Regions from separate parts of the Homo sapiens genome. Here region 1 is linked to region 2. A link is an interaction called in ENCODE POLR2A ChIA-PET data of the cell type or tissue named here. Cell type or tissue: Panc1. All regions are shown on one strand. Links, peaks and the distances in the headings refer to the core of each region. The heading gives the core; the rest is flanking DNA. Region 1 overlaps KPNA7 (karyopherin subunit alpha 7). Region 2 overlaps SMURF1 (SMAD specific E3 ubiquitin protein ligase 1).

What was found. Peaks named below come from ENCODE experiments on the same cell type or tissue, not always from the same donor. Only the 100,000 strongest peaks of a DNase experiment are listed, where the experiment ranks them.
Region 1: POLR2A ChIA-PET joins it to region 2 with 7 read pairs; 14 of 35 experiments call an interaction of 5 or more read pairs at or near these places.

Annotation. Positions count from the first base shown.
Region 1 is chr7:99,193,140-99,203,285 of GRCh38, reverse strand. It overlaps KPNA7 (karyopherin subunit alpha 7), which reads left to right. Exons shown (of 11, transcript NM_001145715.3): 3 at 46-180; 4 at 7,120-7,202; 5 at 7,948-8,216. Among named protein-coding and RNA genes, the nearest start is that of KPNA7, 9.9 kb to the left of the region's middle. In Panc1, for the core only: no CTCF peak of the experiment used is centred there; a DNase peak (open chromatin) is centred at 2,065; H3K27ac peaks cover 370 bases.
Region 2 is chr7:99,128,216-99,138,361 of GRCh38, reverse strand. The region is part of intron 1 of SMURF1 (SMAD specific E3 ubiquitin protein ligase 1); the gene reads left to right. Among named protein-coding and RNA genes, the nearest start is that of SMURF1, 11 kb to the left of the region's middle. In Panc1, for the core only: no CTCF peak of the experiment used is centred there; no DNase peak of the experiment used is centred there; H3K4me3 peaks cover 507 bases; H3K27ac peaks cover 3,251 bases.

The sequences.
Region 1 (10,146 bases), core at 1,138-9,137, 65 kb before region 2:
TCCCCACTCCTGGTTCTAAATGCTCCAATTTCTTTTCCTCACTAGCTGAGGCGACAGCAGAGGATGGCGGTCAGTCTGGAGCTCCGAAAGGCCAAGAAAGATGAACAGACCTTAAAGAGAAGGAATATCACGAGCTTCTGCCCTGACACACCTTCTGAAAAAACAGCCAAAGGGGTGGCGGTCAGTATGTAGTGTTTAGAGTAGTCTTGGGCAAAATATGTTCTTAGCAAGTGTCTCTGGCTGGATAATATTTAATAGATTCAGAACTTGCAAACTCTCGTTTTGGGCTTTTAAAGAAAGGAGTGAAGAGATTATGGTTTGAGCTAAACTGCCTTTGTCAAAAGGCTAATGGCCATTACTCCTATGGCTCTGAGTCTGTGGAATCTAGATTCTAGTGGGGGATGGAGAGGATTTTTATTATACTTTTTATTTTTATTTTTTGAGACAGGTCTCACTCTGTCACCCAGGATAGAGTGCTGTGGCACAATCAGAGCTCATTGCAGCCCTAATCTCCCTGGGTTCAAGCGAACCTCCTGCCTCAGCTTCCAGAGTATGTGGGACTACAGGCACTCACCATCATGCCTGGTGAATTTTTTATTTTTTTATAGAGACAGGATTTTGCCATGTTTACCAGGAGGGTCTCGAACCCCTGGACTCAGGTGACCTGCCTGTCTCAGACTCCCAAAGTGCTGGGATTACAGGTGTGAGCCCCTGTACCTGGCCAAAAAGGTGATATTTCTAATTGAAAATTTACTTGCTATCCCTAAGCCTGAAAACCGAGGAAATGAGGGTTGGTGAAGGTTATTTCTCAGTAGAGGCATCTAGTCCCTGGATGGGTGAGGTCTTTCCTAACACTTTGACTTCTGTCCTGTCTTCCCTTCTCCATCTACCCCAACCTTATTAAATGCAGATCCTGGGTTGACTTCAAGGTTAGTCCGGTTTCTGTGAATACCGAATGCCTTGACCAGGAAGTTTTCCTTCTTAGCACCTCAATAATGGTGTCTCTATATTCTTTTGGGGTACACCACTGTCTGTCCTACCTTAACTACCCACATGCACCCTTTTTACCCTGCTTGGTTTAGGTCTCATAGAGGGCAGAGACTGGTTCCATTTTTGTCAAATTGGGTCCAATGATGTGTTCCCATTCATCAATGAAATGTGTACAGTCATTCTGAGTTGCCATAGGAGTCCAAACTATATCTCTAGTTAGCTTCATTTGTTTGGAGCAGTCCCTAGAATCCCCCCATCCAAGGATGGTATAAAACAAAAGGGAAAAAAGGCCAAGCACAGTGGTTCACACCTGTAGTCCTAGCACTTTGGGAGGCCGAGGTGGGTGGATCACCTGAGGTCAGGAGTTCGAGACCAGCCTGGCCAACATGGTGAAACCCCATCTCTACTAAGAATACAAAAATTAGCCGGGTGTGGTAGTGGGTGCCTGTAATCCCAGCTACTCAGGAGGCTGAGCAGGAGAGTTGCTTGAACCTGGGAGGCAGAGGTGGCACTAAGTCAAGATCGTGCCACTGCACTTCAACCCATGGGTGACAGAGTGAGACTCCATCTCACTCCAACAAACAACCCCAAAAAGTTGTTTTTCTTTTGGTCCCATATTAGCTTTTTTTTTTTGAGACAGAGTCTCACTCTGTCGCCCAGGCTGGAGTGCAGTGGCACGATCTTGGCTCACCGCAACTTCCGCCTCCTGGGTTCAAGCAATTCTTCTGCCTCAGCCTCCCGAGTAGCTAGGACTACAGGTGCCCACCACCACACCCAACTAATTTTTTGTATTTTTAGTAGAGACGGTTTTTTACCATGTTAGCCCGAATGGTCTCAACCTCCTGACCTTGTGATCTGTCTGCCTCAGCCTCCCGAAGTGCTGGGTTTACAGGCATGAGCCACTGTGCTTGGCATATTAGCATATTTTTTAAAGAAATGAAGGTATAATTCACATCAAAATTCACTCTTTAAGTGCCTAATCAGTGGTTTCTAGCATAGTCACAAAGTTGTGCAACCATTGCCACTAGCTAATTCCAGAACCTATTCATCACCTCAAATAGAAACTCCAGTCATTCAGGAGTCACTCCCCATTCCTCATCCCCCACCGTCTCTGCAAACACTAGTCTACTTTCTGCCTCTCTGGAATGACCTGTTCTAGACATTCCCTAGAAATGCAATCATATAAACATGTGAGCTTTTGTGTTGAGCTTTTATGTTTTCAAAGTTCATCCATGTTGTAGCATATATCAATACTTCATTCCTTTTGGGCAGAATGATAATCTGTTATATGGAGAGACCACATTTTGTTTATCCATTTATTTGTTTATAAGATGGAGTCTCACTCTGTCACCCAGGCTGGAATGCAATGGCACAATCTCGGCTCACTGCAACTTTTGTCTCCCGGGATCAAGCCATTCTCCTGCCTCAGCCTCCCGAGTAGCTAGGATTACAGGCATGCATCACCTGCTAATTTTATATTTTAGTAGAGATGGGGTTTCACCATGTTGTTCAGGCTGGTCTCGAACTCCTGACCTCAAGCAATTTGCCTGCCTTGGCCTCCTAAAGTGCTGGGATTACAGGTGTGAGCCACCGTGTCTGGCCTTGTTTATTTATTAATTGGGGGACTTTGGGTTGTTTCCACTTTTTGGTTGTTATGATGAATGCTGTTATTAACATCTGTGTACAAGTTTTTGTGTGGAAGGGTGTCTTCAGTTCCACTGAGAATAACTGGGTTATGAACTAAGCCTGTTTCACTCTTTGTGGTAGGCTGTATCGTGGCACCCCAAGTGTCTGCATCTTCTAGTCCCCAAACCTGTGAATATTACTCTATGAGGAAAGGGATGTAGCATATGTGATTAAATTAAGGATTTTGAGATAGAGAGGTGATACTGGATTATCTGGGTGGGCCTGGCATTCGATGATTCTTATAAGAAGAGCAATGTGATGACAAAAGCAGATGCCGGGCATGGTGGCTCATGCCTGTAATCCCAACACATTGGGAGGCTGAGGCAGGAGGATCACTTGAGCTGAGGAGTTCGAGACCAGCCTGGCCAACATGGTGAAACCGCGTCTCTACGAAAAATACGAAAATTAGCCAGGCCTGATGGCTCATGCCTATAATCCCAGCATATTAGGAGGCTGAGGCGGATGGATCACTTGAGGTCAGGAGTTCAAGACCATCCTGGCCAACATGGTGAAACCCTGTCTCTACTAAAAACATAAAAATTAGCTGGGTGTGGTGGCATGCACCTGTAGTCCCAGCTATTAGGAAGGCTGAAGCAGGAGAATAGCTTGAGCAGTGAGCTGAGATTGTGCCACTGCACTCCAGCCTGAGTAAGAGAGCGAGACTGTGTCCCCCCACCAAAAAAAAAATTCCAGCCCTTTGTCCATTTTTAAGTCAAATAAATTATTTTTTATTGAGTTGTAAGAATTCTTTATATATTCTAGATATTAAACCTTAGCAGATATGACTTGCAAATATATTCTGTTCTGTGGGTTGTCTTTTCACTTTCTTGATAGTATCCTTGGAAGCATAAAATTTTTTAATTTTGAAGAAGTCTAGTTTATTTTCTTGGTTGTTTGTGTTTTAGGTATCATATCTAAAAATTCATTGCCTAATCTAAGGTCACAAAGATTTGTGCCTATATTTCTTTCTAAGAGTTCATAATTTTAGCTCTTACTTTTAGGCCTTTGAGCCGTTTGGAGTTAATTTTTGTAAATGGTGAGAATGGGAGTCCAACTTTGTGCTTTTGCATGTGATACATAGTTGTACCAGCACAGTTATTTGAGACTATTTTCTACCCATTGAATTGTCTTGGTACCTTTGTCAAAAAAATCAATTGACCGTGAATGTGAGGGTTCATTTGTGGACTCTCAGTTCTCTTCCATTGATCTATACGTTTATCTTTGTCATCAAACAAAGGTTTGATTACTGTAGCTTTGTGGTAAGTTTCGAAATTGGGAAGTGAGTCTTCCAGCTTTGTTCTTTTTTTCAATATAATTTTGGCTATTCTGGACCCTTTGTATTTCCATATGAATTTTAAAATCAGATTGTCAATTTCTACAATAAGGGCAGCTCCGATTTTCATGGAGATTGCATTGAACCTATAGAATGGAGTCATTGAATTTATAAGGTTGGAGTATTGCCATCTTAACAATGTTAAGTCTTCCAGTCCATGAACATGGGATACCTTTTCATTTCAGTCCTTTTTTTTTTTTTTTTTTTTTTTCAGTTTGCAGCATATAACTCTTGGATTTCTTTCAATAAATTTATTACTAAGCATTTTATTCTTTTTATGTTGTAAATTAAATTGCTTTATTTTGATTTTTGATCACTGCTAGCATGTAAAGATACAATTAATTTTTGTATATCAATTCTGCAACCTAGCTGAATTTTATTAGCTCTAGGCTTTTGGTGTAAATTCCTTAGGATTTTCTACATATAAGATTAAGTCACTTGCAAATAGTTTTATTTCTTCCTTTCCAATCTGGGTGCACTTTATTTGTTGCCTAATTAATGCATCTAGAACTTCCAATGCCATGTTGGATAAAAGTGAAAAGAGCAATATCCTTGTCTTATTCCTGATCTTGGGGGAAATCTTTTAGACTTTCACCATTAAGTATGAGGCTACCTCTGAGTTTTTTGTAGATGCCTTTATCAGAATGAAGAAGTTTCCTTTTATTCCAGTTTGTTGAGTGTTTTTTTTTATTATGGAAGTATGTTGAATTTCATTAAATGTTTTTTCTGCATTGAGATGATCATGTGGGTTCCCCCCCCTTTATTAATACGGGGTACTATGTTGATTTTTTTTCACATGTTAAACCACTCCTGAATTCCTGAGTTAAATCCTAATTCATCATGATGACCAATATGTTGACCATATGTTTCATACGTTTAGGCATTTGGTTTCCTCCTATTTTGTTGAATTTTTGCATCAGTAGTTATAAGGGATATTAGCTTATACTTTTCTTGTAATATCCTTGGTTTGGTATCAGAGTAATACTAGCCTCTAAGAATGAGTGAGAATTTTTTTTTGTAAAGTTGGTAAAGTTTTTTTGTTGTTGTTTTTTTTGAGATGGAGTTTTACTCTTATCACCCAGGCTGGAGTGCAATGCTGCAATCTTGGCTCACTGCACCTCAGCTTTTTGGCCTTGATGCTTTCTGATAAGAAATCAGCTGTTAATCTTATTGAGGCTTTGTACATGAATTGCTTCTCTTTTGCTGGTTTCAATGTTTTTGATTCTGTAGTTTTGGCTTTCAACAGTTAGATTATAATATGTCTGGATCTTGGGATTTATTCCGTTTGGAGCTCATTGAACTTTTCAGATGTGTAGACTAATTATTCTATTGGATTTGGGAATTTCTTTGGCCATTATCTCTTTAAATATACTTTCTGCCTCTTTCCCTCTTCTCCTTCCTATTCTGCATTTGTTGGTATCCTTGATGATGTCCCACAGATCTCTAAAGATCTGTCAATTTTCATCTTCAGTCTCTCTTGTGTGTGTTATCTTCCTCAGACTGGATAATTCCAATTAACCTATCTTCAGCTTCACTGCTGCTTTATTATGTCTGCTTAAATCTGCTGTTAAGCCCCTTTAGTGAATTTTTGTTTCAGTTATTGTATTCTCCAATTCCAGAATTTGTATCTGGCTCCTTCCAATAACTGATATCTGTTCACTGATATTCTCTATTTAGTGTGACAGCATTGTTGCACTTTAGTTCTTTAGTCATGGTTTAGTTCTTTGACTATATTTAAAATCTTTGTCTAGTTCAACATCTGGTCTCCTCAGGGACTATTGCTATTGATTGCTTTTTTCACATATATATGTATATGTGTGTGTCACACTTTCTTTGCTTGTCTCACAATCTTTGTTGAAAACTAGTCATTTAAAATAGTGTGACAACTCTAGAAATCAGATTTTCCATTGCCCCAGGGTTTGCTGTTGTTGCTGGGTGTGCTCGTTTAGTAGTTTGAGCTAATTATCTAAAATCTGTATTTTTTTGTGATGTGTGGCTGCTGCAGTGTCTGCTTGGTTTGCTCAGTGGTCAACTAATAATTAGAGACTTATTTTAACACTTCGAACCACGAAGAAAAGAACACTCAATTTTTGCCAAGAAGCTCTGTGTTGGGGGCATGCGTTCACCACTCAGCCAGGCAGTTGACAATTCTGACGTAAGCCTTCACTTCCTGTTTGCACAGAGCTTCAAAGTCAGTGAGAGGGAAGAGCTGAGGGTCTTAGTTTTGTTGTTGTTGTTGTTGTTGTTGTTGTTGTTTTTAAGCATATGCATAGCCCTATACATGACATTCCCTTTCAAGTTTTTTTGTTAGCCTGTTGTTTATCCCAACTCTTATTCAACCTCTCAGGTAGCTGTGAAGTTAAACAACTTCCTCTGTTTTCAATGAACATTCTTAGGGAAAAGCCTTTTCATACTGACTAAGCTCTGAGTCAAAATAGTCTGTAAGTGGGATCTTTCAGGGAATGACCAGACAGATCAAATAATAATTTTCTGGGAATGAGGCTCCAAAGGAGGACCTACCTATTTTGCCTCTTCTGGTGGTTGGGAGGCTGTTGGTTTTTCACAATGATTGTGGACTGTTGGTTTTCAGGGTTACCATGGAGCTGAGGGTGGGTGGGAATAGGGCAAGTCAAAATGCCACAAAGCTCTCATGCTACTTACTGAGATTCAGCTGTCTTTCTTGGATAAACACTTCCTGGCTTGAATAAAACAATTGGCCGCAAGCCTTTGGTCAATTTCTACAGTGCTGAAAAAGTTGATTCTATTTTTGTCAGTTTTCTCTTTGCCTATGTGGAGGAGAGAATTTTTTGGATGTCCTTAGTCTGCCATTTTGTTTTGTATCCACTAGCACATTCTTACTGCACGGGATAAAAATGTTCTTGGGATCCAACTAATGATAGGAATTACTTCTCCCCTAAGCATGGGAAGGAACACACAGATCTGTGAGATCTGTGGACTATATTCTCCCCTCCCCAAATATAGAACAGCATGCAAGATGGGACATCCTGTTCAAGCCAGGCTGTTTTAATCAGATGGATGATGGCTAGAGTAGGTGATGTTTACAGCTCATTTTGGCAGACAGTCTGACCTGAATGTGTCTCTTCTTGCAGGTCAGCCTCACTCTGGGTGAAATAATCAAAGGTGTGAATAGCTCAGATCCAGTCCTATGTTTCCAGGCCACCCAGACAGCCAGGTATCTCCAAACAGACTTCTGCTGTTGCAGGTTCATAGTTAGCAATGAGCGTCAGTGATGGCTGGAGCGCCGGTGGCCTATTTGGTTTCTTGGCATTGGCAACATGCCCGTAAAACACAGGAAAAGGCTAGCCCATCTAAAAGACGAAATTGCTATTCTACACTGTCCTTGAGGGCAATTTAAAAGCTTCGATGTGTTGTCAGAGATGAATTGCTTAATTTACATTGGCCTCTACAGAAATTTCATCTTGTAGATAACACCTTAAAGGGGAAAATGTTGATTTAATACCGAAAAATGCTATCGGTTGAACACTAGGATCTTAAGTAGCTCCGGCCCAGCTATGTGGCTTATGTATAAAAGGAGGTTCTTTTTTTCTCTTTTGAGATGGAGTCTCACTCTGTCACCCAGGCTGGAGTGCAATGGTATGATCTTAGCTCACTGCAACCTCCGCCTACTGGGTTCAAGTGATTCTCCTGCCTCAAGCCTCCAGAGAAGCTGAGATTACAGGTGTGCACCACCACACCCAGCTAATTTTTATATTCTTAGTAGAGATGGGACGGGGTTTCACCATGTTGGCCAGGCTGGTCTCGAACTCCTGACCTTGCGACCTCAAGTGATCTGCCCGCCTTGGTCTCCCAAAGTGCTGAGATTACAGGTGTGAGCCACCGCACCTGGCCTAAAAGGAGGTCCTTAATACCTCTCTCACTTGACCTCCCCCTCCCCTGCCCTCTCTTTCATTGCATAGGAAAATGCTATCCCAGGAAAAGAACCCCCCTCTGAAACTGGTCATTGAAGCGGGCCTCATTCCCAGGATGGTGGAGTTCCTGAAGTCATCACTTTACCCCTGCTTGCAGTTTGAGGCTGCCTGGGCCCTGACCAACATCGCTTCAGGGACTTCGGAGCAGACTCGTGCCGTGGTAGAAGGGGGAGCCATCCAGCCCTTGATTGAGCTCCTGTCTTCCTCCAACGTGGCTGTGTGTGAACAGGCAGTGTGGGCTCTTGGTAATATAGCCGGTGAGACTCTCCCCTTAGTGGGCTAAGAAAACGGGGCCAGGTGTGTGGGATACTATAAGGTTTCTTTGGGTGGTGGGGTATACTCGATGTCCCAGAACACTTTGCCATGTAAATACCTAGAAGTGCTGGCAAGGGTACAATGAGCTGTTTCCAAACTCAAAGCCAGGCCAGGCACGGTGGCTCACGTCTGTAATCCCAGCATGTTGGGAGGCCAAGGCGGACGGATCACTTGAGGTCAGGAGTTCAAGACCAGCCTGGCCAACATGGTGAAACCCCGTCTCTACTAAATATACAAAAATTAGCCAGGCATGGTGGTGCATGCCCTGTAGTCCCAGCTACTCGGGAGGCTGAGGCAGGAGAATCGCTTGAACCTGGGAGGAGGAAGTTGCAGTGAACCAAGATAACGCCACTGTACTCCAGTGTGGGCAACAGAGGGAGATTCTGTCTCAAAACACCAAAAGCCCTCAAATCCAAGTTTAGAGGCCAAATATTGAAGCTGAAACAGGATGATACAGTGTATACTGAAGCCACAGGCTAACTAGAGACATCTGCCAACACTAAGGTCCTACAGCCTCAGGGCTTCGTGGCTTCAAGAACAAGTCTTTGGCTTATGCAGTGTGGGAGTTTATGATAGACCCTTACATAACTCGGGACCCCAGAAGGACTCTGCCTTCAGTGGAAGTTGCTAAGGGAACGTGCCAAAAACAAAAACAAAACAACAACAACAAAAAAAAACTCCTTGGTTTGGGCTAACAAGCCTTCCCTGAAAGTGGAATCCTCAGACTACCTTTCTGAATGTGGCAATCGATGCTCTTTCCTGCATGGTCTAGTGAATTAGTGCTGTAGGGTCGGAAGCCCCCAGATTCTTGGCTGACATCAATCCAGTGACTTTCTAGGGAAAACTCAATTAGGTCCCTCAGGATTTTGACAAATTAAGATCAGCCGACTATTAGCATTTTCAAGTTCAGAGAAGCAATAACTCCCGTGACTGAGTCAGCAGAAACAGTATGATTAGACCTCCAAGGACTCCACATATTGGAATTAGCAAACAGAATATAAAATAACTGCTAAAAGAAAACAAAAGCTTGCAGAGGCTTGGCGTAGTGACTCATGCCTTTAATCTCAGCACTTTAGGAGGCAGAGGTGGGAGGATGGCTTGAGCCCAGGAGTTTGAGACCAGCCTGGGCAATGTAGTGAGAACTTATCTCTACAAAAAATAAAAATATTCACCAGGCATAGTGGTGTATGCCTATAGTCCCAGCTACTCAGGAGGCTACGGTGGGACAATTGCTTGAGTTCTGGAGGTCGAGGCTGCAGTGAGCTATGATTGCACCACTGCACTCCAGCCAGGGCAATAGAGTGAGATCCTGTATCCCCCTCCCCCGCCAAAAAAAAAAAATAAAAGGCTGCAGGAGGAAAAAGTGCCTATTAGAGAAGTTGTCTCTCATTTTGCTTGGTGCAGTAAAGTAGGCAAGACTGGATGGTACAATGTGATGACTTGCCTTTGATGGTTGACAAATACAAATAGACTTCTAGGGTCTAAAATTGTTATCCTAGCTAAGGTAGCTGATGGCTGGTCACCAGCACCTGCAGATCCCCAGACTTTGTTCTGAGTTGCATTGGAAGTTACTGCCCTGTGCCAAGGTCTTCTGGGAAGACAACTTGGTCTGGACCAGCCTTCGTCTTCCTGAGAACCATGCTGTGAGATGCCAACAGCCCACCTTGGCTGAGTTGGCTGGCTCTGCTTCTAGCAGTTGCTGCTGTGTGATGCCTGCCTGTTACATCAGGACTGTCCACCCACCAGCCATGCCAGACTTCCAGAATTTAGTACGTGGCTCTACTACCTACTTGCTAAACCCGGGAATGAGTTTTTGTCTCTTGCCCTTTGCACACTCTTAAAAAATTAGTCACCCACTTCAGGATTGTCTTT
Region 2 (10,146 bases), core at 1,419-9,418:
GTTAACTAGACTGGCTGTTTTGTACAACATCGTGGGCACTGGTTAACAGTTAAAATAGCTGAATTGTGCGTTTTATTCAGTGGTTCAAAAAAGCCTCAAATGGATGAAATAACTTGATATCTTCGCCATGCTCTGATTTGCTGGGTAAGACAGCTAACTTTTAGGATGCTTATTTGGATCAATTTTTTATAATTTCAAAACCATTTTAGAGGCTAATTTTTTTTTAAACAAGGAATATACAATTTTTTTTTTTTGTCACTGAACAAGTTTTAAATTACTGGTTTGTTATTTTGTAAGTGAATTTGTAAGTGAAAGCCTCCAACTTAAATTAGCTTCTTGTCCAGGGAACTCATTCTGACTGACTAAAGTCCCTAAGGCCTTTCTAGTTAAAGGAAAGCCATGGAGCTATGTTTAAAAAACAAAAGCACATAGCTATGGGGCTTGGGCATATCTTCTTTTTAAAATGTCACTATTACTGTTTTGTCTCCAGATGCAATTTAATCCATTTAGATATTTAAACCAAGTGGAATGTTGTTTCCACATTTCTGGACTAATGGGGGAAAAAACACCCTCATATTGTTTTAAAACAAGGCTTAAATAATGTATAATCAGCGCGTCTGGTGACGCGCCCCACTCTGTAATTCCAGCTGTGTTCACCTCCACTGCAGCTGAAAGGAATTCTAATTGGCTGAGGAATGTCGGCAACATCGTTTATCACTGAGCAGGAACCTATCCTCCTGGCTGCTGGGTGATGCATTTCAGATGTTTTAAGCTCCGGAGCCCAACTTGCAGCTTGCTTTCAGGAGTCTGGAGGAGCATGTCACGAAGCTGCAGATTGTAGATGGCAGCCTGCGTTCTTTGTATGTTGGGCATCCGCTGAGTTCTCTAAAGGGCATGATGCTTTCCTGTGGTTCCAACACTGGACTGGGGATCAGAAGGTCTGAATTTGATTTCTAATTCACACAAGTACCACAATGAAGAAAGGGGAGGGGGTGCATAGGATTATGATCTTTTCATGATTCAGTTTTCCTATCTTTAATGCCAGAGATCTGTCTTTTTAGAGCACAAAAGGACCTGCTAGAGATGGATTAAATATTTTAATGAGTAGTTATGAATTATTTATAGAGTAGCACAGTATTAATACAGTCATAGATTCCTGTTATGTCTTATTCCTAAATAGCCAGGTAAATAATAAAGCTAATAACGTACTTTGACATTGAAGAAAATCTATAGAACCGGTTAATAAACATGGAAAAATAATACAATGAATTGATAAATTATGTATTCAGAAATTCCTTAGAGAAATAGTGTTAGAAGCCAAAACCAGTATTATCTTTATTTTTATTTTATGTTTTTCCCAGGCCAGGTAATGTGCCATCGGACAGTATCATGTTTATTTTTTGTTTTGTTTGGAGATGGGGTCTCACTCTGTTACCCAGACTGGGGTGCAGTGGCACCATAACAGCTCACTGCAGCCTCGACTTCTTGGGCTCCAGTGATCCTCCCACCTCAGCCTCCCGAGTAGCTGAGACCACAGGCATGTGCCACCACGGCTGGCTAATCATTGTAGTTTTGGTAGAGATGGGGTTTCGCCCTGTTGCCCGGCTGGTCTTGAATTCCTGAGCTCAAGCAATCCACCTGCCTCAGCCTCCCAAAGTACGTGGATTACAGGCATGAGCCACTGCACCTAGCCAGCATCATCTTTAAATGATGAAATTGTGGAAACATTCCCATTAAAATCAGGAACAATGCAGGGATGTACACTGTCAAAATAGTTATTATTAATAACTAGAGAAAGACATCAGAAAGCAGGAAACAAAATTGCTGTTATTTATAGACGTTATGATATATCTTTAAAAGCCCAAAAGATCAGCTGAAAAACACTTATAAACAATAAAAAACTTTAGCTGGATGGAAAATTTCTCCATGGCAAAAAATAGGATAAAATCAACATGCAAAGACAAACTAGGAACAACAATCTGTAATGGATACGAAAATGAAAGTCTGGTTTTCCTAATATATAAAGAGCCTTCAAAATCAATTAGGAAAAGGCCAGTACCTAATAGGCAAAGAATATGGACAATTCACAGAAAAGAAAATGGAAATGGATTTGAAACATGTGAAAAGACAACCCTATTTTCTCTCTTCTTCTTTCCTTTTCTTCTTTAGAGATGGGGTCTTGCTCTGTCGCCCAGGCTAGGCTAGAGTACACTGGCGTGATCATAGCTCACTGCAGCCTGGAACTCCTGGGCTCAAGCGATCATCAGCTTCCTGAGTAGCTGGGACTGCAAGTATATGCCGCTGTGCCCTGTTCTCTCTTATGCCCATTTTCTTTCTCTAAAAATTTATTTTTAATTGATAATCAGCCCTATTCATACTAAACAAACTACAAATTAAAAGTAAGAATGAAACAATTTTTCATCTAGAAGAGTGGCAGATCAAAGAGATTGAAAATCTTCTGTGATGAGACAAGAGTGTGGAAAAACAGGTCTTTTACTCTAGTGGTTGAGAATATAAATTGATAGAGTAGGTACCAAGAGCAGTTTGGCACTGTCTATCAGATCATAAATGTTTATGCTCTTTGATCTAGCAATTCTGCATGTAGGACTTTTTTCTTATGGGTGTTTTCACACATTTATGTAAAGTCCGGTGTGTAAAATCATTGCAGCATTGTTTGAAATTATAAAAGACTGAAATCAATGTGAATGTGTATCAGCAGGGACTAGTTAAGTAAATTATCGTGTATTCCCAATGATGTGTAGCTGTAACATAATAAGATAGTGTTTTATATTCTGATATGGAACATTCTCCAAGATATATTATTGAGTGGGGGGAAAAAGCATGATTCAAAACAGAGGCTAGTGTGTGTACTATTTGAATAATAAAACAAGAAATAAAAATAAAGGGGGAAATCTATAGATAGGTCTGTATAGAATACGACTGAAAGATTTTGACTGTTGATTTCCTTTGAAGAGATTCTCCTGTTCTCCTCTTCAGAGGAAAGAGAGAGGAGAGAGGGAGAGAGGAGAGAAAAGAGAGAAGAGAGGGTGACTTTTCATTATATGCCTTTTGTAATATTTAATCTCCTCCCTTTTCTCACCCCCTTGAGCATGTATTGCTTTTCAACAATTAAAAAGATTAAAAAGCTCTTAAATAGATAAGAATTTCTTAGAGCAACTAGTAAGTACACTAACTGCCAATTGTTTTGAAATGTAGACATTCTGAAAAATCAAAATGATTGTGCCGAATGTATTTTAAAAGGCTAAAATATTATAGCATTTCAAAGTACATACTCATATTTATAAGGACTTCCTCACTAGGAAGATTCCTGGGTTCTACAGAATAAAATTCTTGGCTACTTGTCTTATAGCTCTGAACAGACTTATTTTCCCAGAGAGTATGTTTATTATGTAATAGCGAGTTGCCTGACCCCCCAAAAAGCTTGTTCTATCATATTAAAATAAGGCAAAATGATTACTTTCAGATTAAGAAATTTGGACTCTAGATCTTGTTTATATAGTGAGTTCTTTAAAAAACTGAGGTCTTGGTTCTGAATAATAGTGGTTTACATAATTTATTTAGAATGTCATTTGGGGTTATCTCTGACCTATTTTTATAAAATAATCTCATCTTTAAAATAGGAGTAAAATGCTCATTTGCATAAGCCAGTAATAATAATTTAGTATTTTTCCAAGTATTTATAGTCAATGTGTTTGCCATGAACTTTTTTAAGGGATTGTTTTTAATTTTAGAAGTGCTTTAAAAAGCAATATTGGCATCTGGCTCTGTAGAAGTAGAAAACATGGTAACTTCAATGTGATATATTTGCTTTTTTCCCCTCTTAGGTCTTTGGGGTAAAAAAAATCCAAAGTTTACTCAATTTTATTTCTACATATATTACCTACAAATTATAGAGGTGAGACCTGCTTGCTGCCTGTTCATACCTGTCAGTGATACTAATACCTCCCGTCTGTACAGTGTTTCATAGTTTCCAAAGGGTTCTCGCGTGGTTCCTCACTTGAGCCTGGTGAGGAAATACCTGTAAACATGGGTAGAAGTTTTAGTCCCTTGTAAAACTCTGGTATAATATCAAAACCAGGAAATTGTTCACAGATTCTAAGGATTGGGGAAAAGAGAAAAATAAACAAATTGCTCAGGAGTAGAATTTGCAAAAAAAAACGAAACAAAACCAAAAAACTCTGGAAATAAGGCACGTTTAGCCTTACAGAGCGAGACCCTGTCTCAAAAAAAAAAAAAAAAAAAAGTGGGTGGAGAAGCACTTTTCCTGATCTAGATCAAGAAATAGAATATTGCTGGTGCTTGGAATGTCCCTACAATCCTGAAAATAGCTCATTCTCACTTTCTACCTCCCTCAGCCGCACCCCCCTGGCAAAGATAACCACAGTCCTGACTTGTAACAGCCTGTTTTTGAACTTTGTATTAATGGAATCTTACTGCATGCAACTGGTTTCTTTTGTTCAATGTTATTTTTGTGAGATTTATCCGTATTGTTATGTGTGGTTGTACGTCAGTCATTCTCTTTGCTGTTCAATATCCCATTATGGGCATATACCATAATTTATCCCTTTATCTGTTGATGGGCAGAGTCCTTTCTAGTTTTGGCTTTTAAGACTAGTGCTGTTTGGAATTTTCAGGTATATGTCTTTTGGTGAGTATTTGCATACACTTCTGTTGGGTGTATACTCAGGAGTAGAGTCACTGGACTGTGGAATAGGCATATGTTCAACTGTAATGAAACTTGCCAAATGCTTTTCCGAAGTGGTTATACCAATTTACATTTTCCACCAGTGGCGTATGAGAGTTCCAGGTGCTCCTTTGCCAATCTGCGTGTTTTCTTTTTCATTTTAACCCTTTCCTTGAGTGTGGATTGGTGTCACATATTGTGGTTCTACTTTCTTTTTTCTCTAATCTATACCTTAAATGGCAGCCTTAGAGACCTTTTTTTTTTCTTTTTTAATTTTGAAGTAATGATAGATTCACAGGAGATGGGAGAGAAATGTACCGGGAGGTCCTGTGTACCCTTCACTCAGCCTCCCCCAATTTTAGTGTTTTGTATAACTGTGGCATGTCAAAACCAGGAACTTGTTCATGGGTTCTAACGATAGGGAAAAAGTAAGGGCAAAATAATGCAAGCAAAAAGACCCGGGAAACTAACTGTTTACATTGGTGCAATCCAGAGCTTAGTCAGATTTCACTAGCTCCGCGTGCACTGCGTGTGGGTGGGGTGTGTGTGTGTGTAGCAGTCTATGCAGTTTGATCCCATGTACAAATTCATATCACCACCATTGCAATCAAGATGACCAGCTGCACCACCACCCCAGCCTCCTTGGAGCTATCCCTTTCTAGCCGCATCCACCCATCCCCAGTCCCTGGGACCCTGGCAACCACTAAACTGTCACCCCCAAATCTTTTAAGAGCATAAATCAGATCATGTCATTTCCTTCCTTAAAGCCCTCCAGCAGCTCCCTACTCAGAATAAAATCAAACTCCCTCTGTGATCCTGCCATATTCCTCTCTGGCAGCCTCTGTGCCAGGTTCTGCCTTATTCTCCACCCCAGTCCTCAAATGTGGCGAGTTTAATCCTGCTTAAGGGCTTTTGCATGAATTATTCCTCTGTGTGTGTGTGTGTGTGTGTGTGTGTCCGTGTGTCTGTGTGATGTTATAATACTCTTCCTCTTGACTTCTCAATGGCTTCTTCCTGTCATTCAGGCCTTCAGCCTAAATAAATATCATCACCTCAGGGATACCCTCCCTGACCATCCCTTCATAGTCCCTCCCTCACTCACGATCAGGCAGCCTATTCTGCTGTCTTCATAGCACTCACCACTTCATGGTATTTTTGTTTGGTTATTCTCCCATCATCCATCTACCAATGTCCAATCAATTTTTATTTTCTGTCTCTGCTCTTGGTAGTCAAGTTCCGTGAAGCTAGGGTCCTTGCTGTCTGTTTACTTCTGTATCCCCTTCAACACTGCTTGGCACCTGCTGGTGCTCACAAATACCTGGTGAATGAGAGAATTAATGCCCTCCTTGTTTATTGGGTCTCCTGGTCGCCTCTGAGTTGGGCGTCGGAGGACACCTCTCCTGGAGGCAGCATTGCGTTCATAGCCACTTCTTGTTGATATGAGCAGGGATTAGAGATCAAGCAATTACAGGTTGTTGTCAGCCAGGCTTGGGGTTTCTTTGACTATGTGATACCCTAAAAGGCAAGTCTACTCTATCTTGGGCTTCTGGGCCATTCCAGGGGCTTGAACCAAAGCCCGAAATTTTAATTCTGGAATTTGGCCCAGCTTTGTAGCTTTTGGTTTCCAGGTCTTTTCCTTAGCCTCTCCCTCAGGGCTGGCGGGGATAACTGGTTGGGCTGGAGAGACATCATTCATTTGCCCCTTGCCCAAGCTTTGCGGTTGCATCTTGAATAACGTTTCCCATTTTCAGGCTGTGAATACTGGACCTGAGTGCTTGGGAGAGACCTGGGGAAGCCTTCTTTTGCTCACCCTACCCCACAGCCTTATCTCCTGCTAAGTCTTCCCTCCCTTTCTTTCTTCATCCTATCTCTTGGTTCCCCTAGATTGCATTTTGTAGCAGAAAGGGCCTCTTTTCCTCCCTCTTCACTGCATTTTCTTTGAGACAGGATCTTGTTCTGTCGCCCAGGCTGGAGTACAATGGCACAGTCATAGCCCACTGCAGCCTCAAACTCCTGGGCTCAAGTCATCCCCACCTCAGCATGAGCCACCATGCCCAGCTAATTTTTAAACTTTTTGTAGAGACAGGGTCTCACTATATTGCCCAGGCTTGTCCAGAACTCCTGGCTTCAAGCGATCCTCCCATCTTGGTCTCCCAAAGTACTAGGATTACAGGCAAGAACCACCCACCTACCCATTTCCTTGATTCTTTCCTACCAAGTCCCTTAGTGTTCCTTGTAGTCTTGGTGGTTGCATCAGACCACAGTCTGATTGTTTCTTTCCCTGATAATAAAGATAGTTAAATTCTCAGGCCGGGTGAGGAGGGTATTCATTGATTTTTCACCCTGCCTCCTTTCTTCAGCTAATTTCCACATTTTTAATTCTGTCTTTTATGTACAATATCGCACTTCCTAATGTTGTTGTTGTTTAAAAGCAGGATACCTTCAGATGTAAGTAGCAGAAAACCTAGGTTAAATTAGCTCAATAGAGAGAATTTTAGTGACTTCACTGAAAAGCCCAAGTCATTCCAATGGCAAAGCAAGGACCTGGTTTCTCTCTATATCTCAGTGTTTTGACCTCAGCACTATTCATGACCATCTCTTCCCCTTGTGCTCAAAAGCTCCATGGCTGTTTGCTTGCAGCTTTAAATCCAGCAGAAAAGTTAAAAGTCTGCTTCTTCAACAGCTCAGTCCTGGGGTAGAAGGCCTGGAGTTGAATCCTCTTGTCTCATTGGCCTAATTTGGGTCAAGTGTTCATTGCTGAACCAACCGCTGTGGCTGGGATGATGGGATGTGCTCGTTGGACAATTAGGTTCCATCTTTGAATCTAATCAGGGGGTTAGTCCCACCCACAATACAGACTTGGGTTGTTTGGGGGAACAGGAATATGGATGCCAGGTGGGCAATCAATAAATAACTAGATGATACCGATTGTTTTCTTTTAAAATTTATAATGTTAGCTTCATTATGCTGAGTAAAAGGAAGGTACAGCTACCATTTAATGCACTTCTGAAAAAGAAGTATACCTTCTTTGTGGTAGTATGAAGCAAAAGATTTGGTAAAAGTGCCAAGAATTTTTGACCAAGGGTTAGGAGTGGTACCTTTATATGTGAACTTAGCCCCATAAATTTTGTTGTCAATTTGTATTGCAGAATGTTCCTGGATTGTTGTATAATGTTATTTGGGACTTTTTGTTTTTCTTTTTGGAGACGGAGTTTCACTTTTGTCACCCAGGCTGGAGTGCAGTGGTGTGATCTTAGCTCACTGCAATCTCTGCCTTCTGGGTTCAAGTGATTCTCCTGCCTCAGCCTCCCAAGTAGCTGGAACTACAGGCATGTGCCACTGCGCCTGGCTAATTTTTTGTATTTTTAGTAGAGATAGGTTTCACCATGTTGGCCAGGCTGGCCTTGAACTCTTGACCTCAGCTGATTGGCCCGCCTCAGCCTCCCAAAGTGCTGGGATTACAGGTGTGAGCCACTATGCCCAGCCTATTTGGGAGTATTTTTAAACAAAATTCAGGTACAGATTATAGGAATACATTCTTAAATTATTTCTCTAGAGATAACAGAGCAGTTTTAAGAGAGAGAAATACATGCTGATTATCTGTAAATTGAATTCAGGATGTGTAGAAAGAAAAATAATTTAGTTTTTATGCAATAATATGATTTTTATAGGATAGTTGATTATCAGCCCTACCCTATAATAAATTCTTTGAATTAATGTCTGTTCTTGATATCTGGGGCTCTGTATTTTCACTTCTATATTCTTAAAAAGAAAAAAAGTTTTTGTAAGATGCTTCGCTGAAGTTCGAACCTGTGTTCCAGGAATGGTTGAATCCCACAGACCGCCAAGCTCTTCCGTTTGTGGAATCAGCAAGGTGGAATGATGAAGGGCTCGGCTGGAGCCAGCCTGTGCCTTTACACAAATGACATCATTTCTTAGTTTCCTTAGCTATAAAAATGGGGGAAGGCTGGGTACAGTGGCTCACACCCGTAATCCCAATATTTGGGGAGGTTGAGGTGGAAGGATCACTTGAGCCCAGGAGTTTGAGACCAGCTGGGGCAACACAGCAAGACCCTATCTATACAAAAATAGAAAAAAATTAGCTGGGCATAGTGGTGCACACCTGTAGTCCCAGCTACTTGGGAGCTGAGGTGGGAGAATTGTTTGAGCTCAAGAGGTTGAGGCTACAATGAGCTGTGATTGTGCCACTGCACTCTAGCCTGGGTGACAGGGTGAGACCATCTTAAAATAATAACATAACGTAAAAATGGGGAAATAACTGGAATCACTTCAGTGTTGTTGTGGGTAGTAAATGAAATAATCCACATGCACTGTCTGGTACATAATGTGTTCAATATGTGTTAGCTAATAGTAACATGGTCTTATTTCAATGAATCTAAGATGACCGCTTGCAAGTCATACCATTGTTTTATGTACTACGTAAAAAGAAACACAGGTAATTATATTGCAAAATGTGATTCATTTGAAGATTTCAAAACATATGAAAAAATGTGTCTTGAAATCAATGATATATGGTTTTAGGGCTGCCTCTGACTTGGAAGTCCTGGGAATTGTTTGCATACTCATAAATATACACCATCTGTCTTGGTTTAAACATAATAGAGTATGATCTAAAGTTTCTTTTCAATTTTGTTTTTGTTCTAAACTTAACATTGAATTTGGCCTCGTGTTGCAACACTAGAAATTTAATAATCACTCATTTATTCTGTAGGCTTAAATAATGGATTATATAACACCTAAGATTGGCTTGGCAACTTCGGTTATTTACTTTTCTTCAGTGATTTAGAAAAAATATGAGACATGTTTTTGGACATCGTTGCTATTGCTTGAATAAACCTGTTTGGGAGGTAAAGGCAGGTTAAATGGTAGTGCCGGTAACCTCTTAGAGTAGCACGAACTATTGGCAGAAAGCCTGCTTAGGTAAACACCTTTGATACACCCAGCACATTCAGTTTAGAAAGTACAATATTGATATTTGAAAGCAATGCGTGGTAGTTGATTTTCCACTAAAATTTAAATGTGGACAGGGTATTATAGAGCTTGAATGATAGTCACAGGCTATTTAAGGACCAACTTGTAGAGTAAAAAGTTGCTATGTAATACGCTTAGCATAAATTTAGAAGTAAAACCTGCAAGGATAGCATATAGCCTTGTGAGAATGCCATTTCCCTTAGGAGCCTGGTATTTAGAATGTTATGAATGGGATATTTATTATAAGCCTGTTTTTTTTGTAAAGGCTTGCTTTTTGATATTAATATTGAAATGAATTACGGAAGCCGTTTTGGGGACTTGACCTGTTTACTGACTGCGTCATTCATGGCTTAACCTCATCAGCCAAATGTCAGCAGGATTCTGCTTTTAAGACAACCACATGAGAACAGATGAGCCATTCGGTCATCTTGTCATAAGCCCCAGAGGCT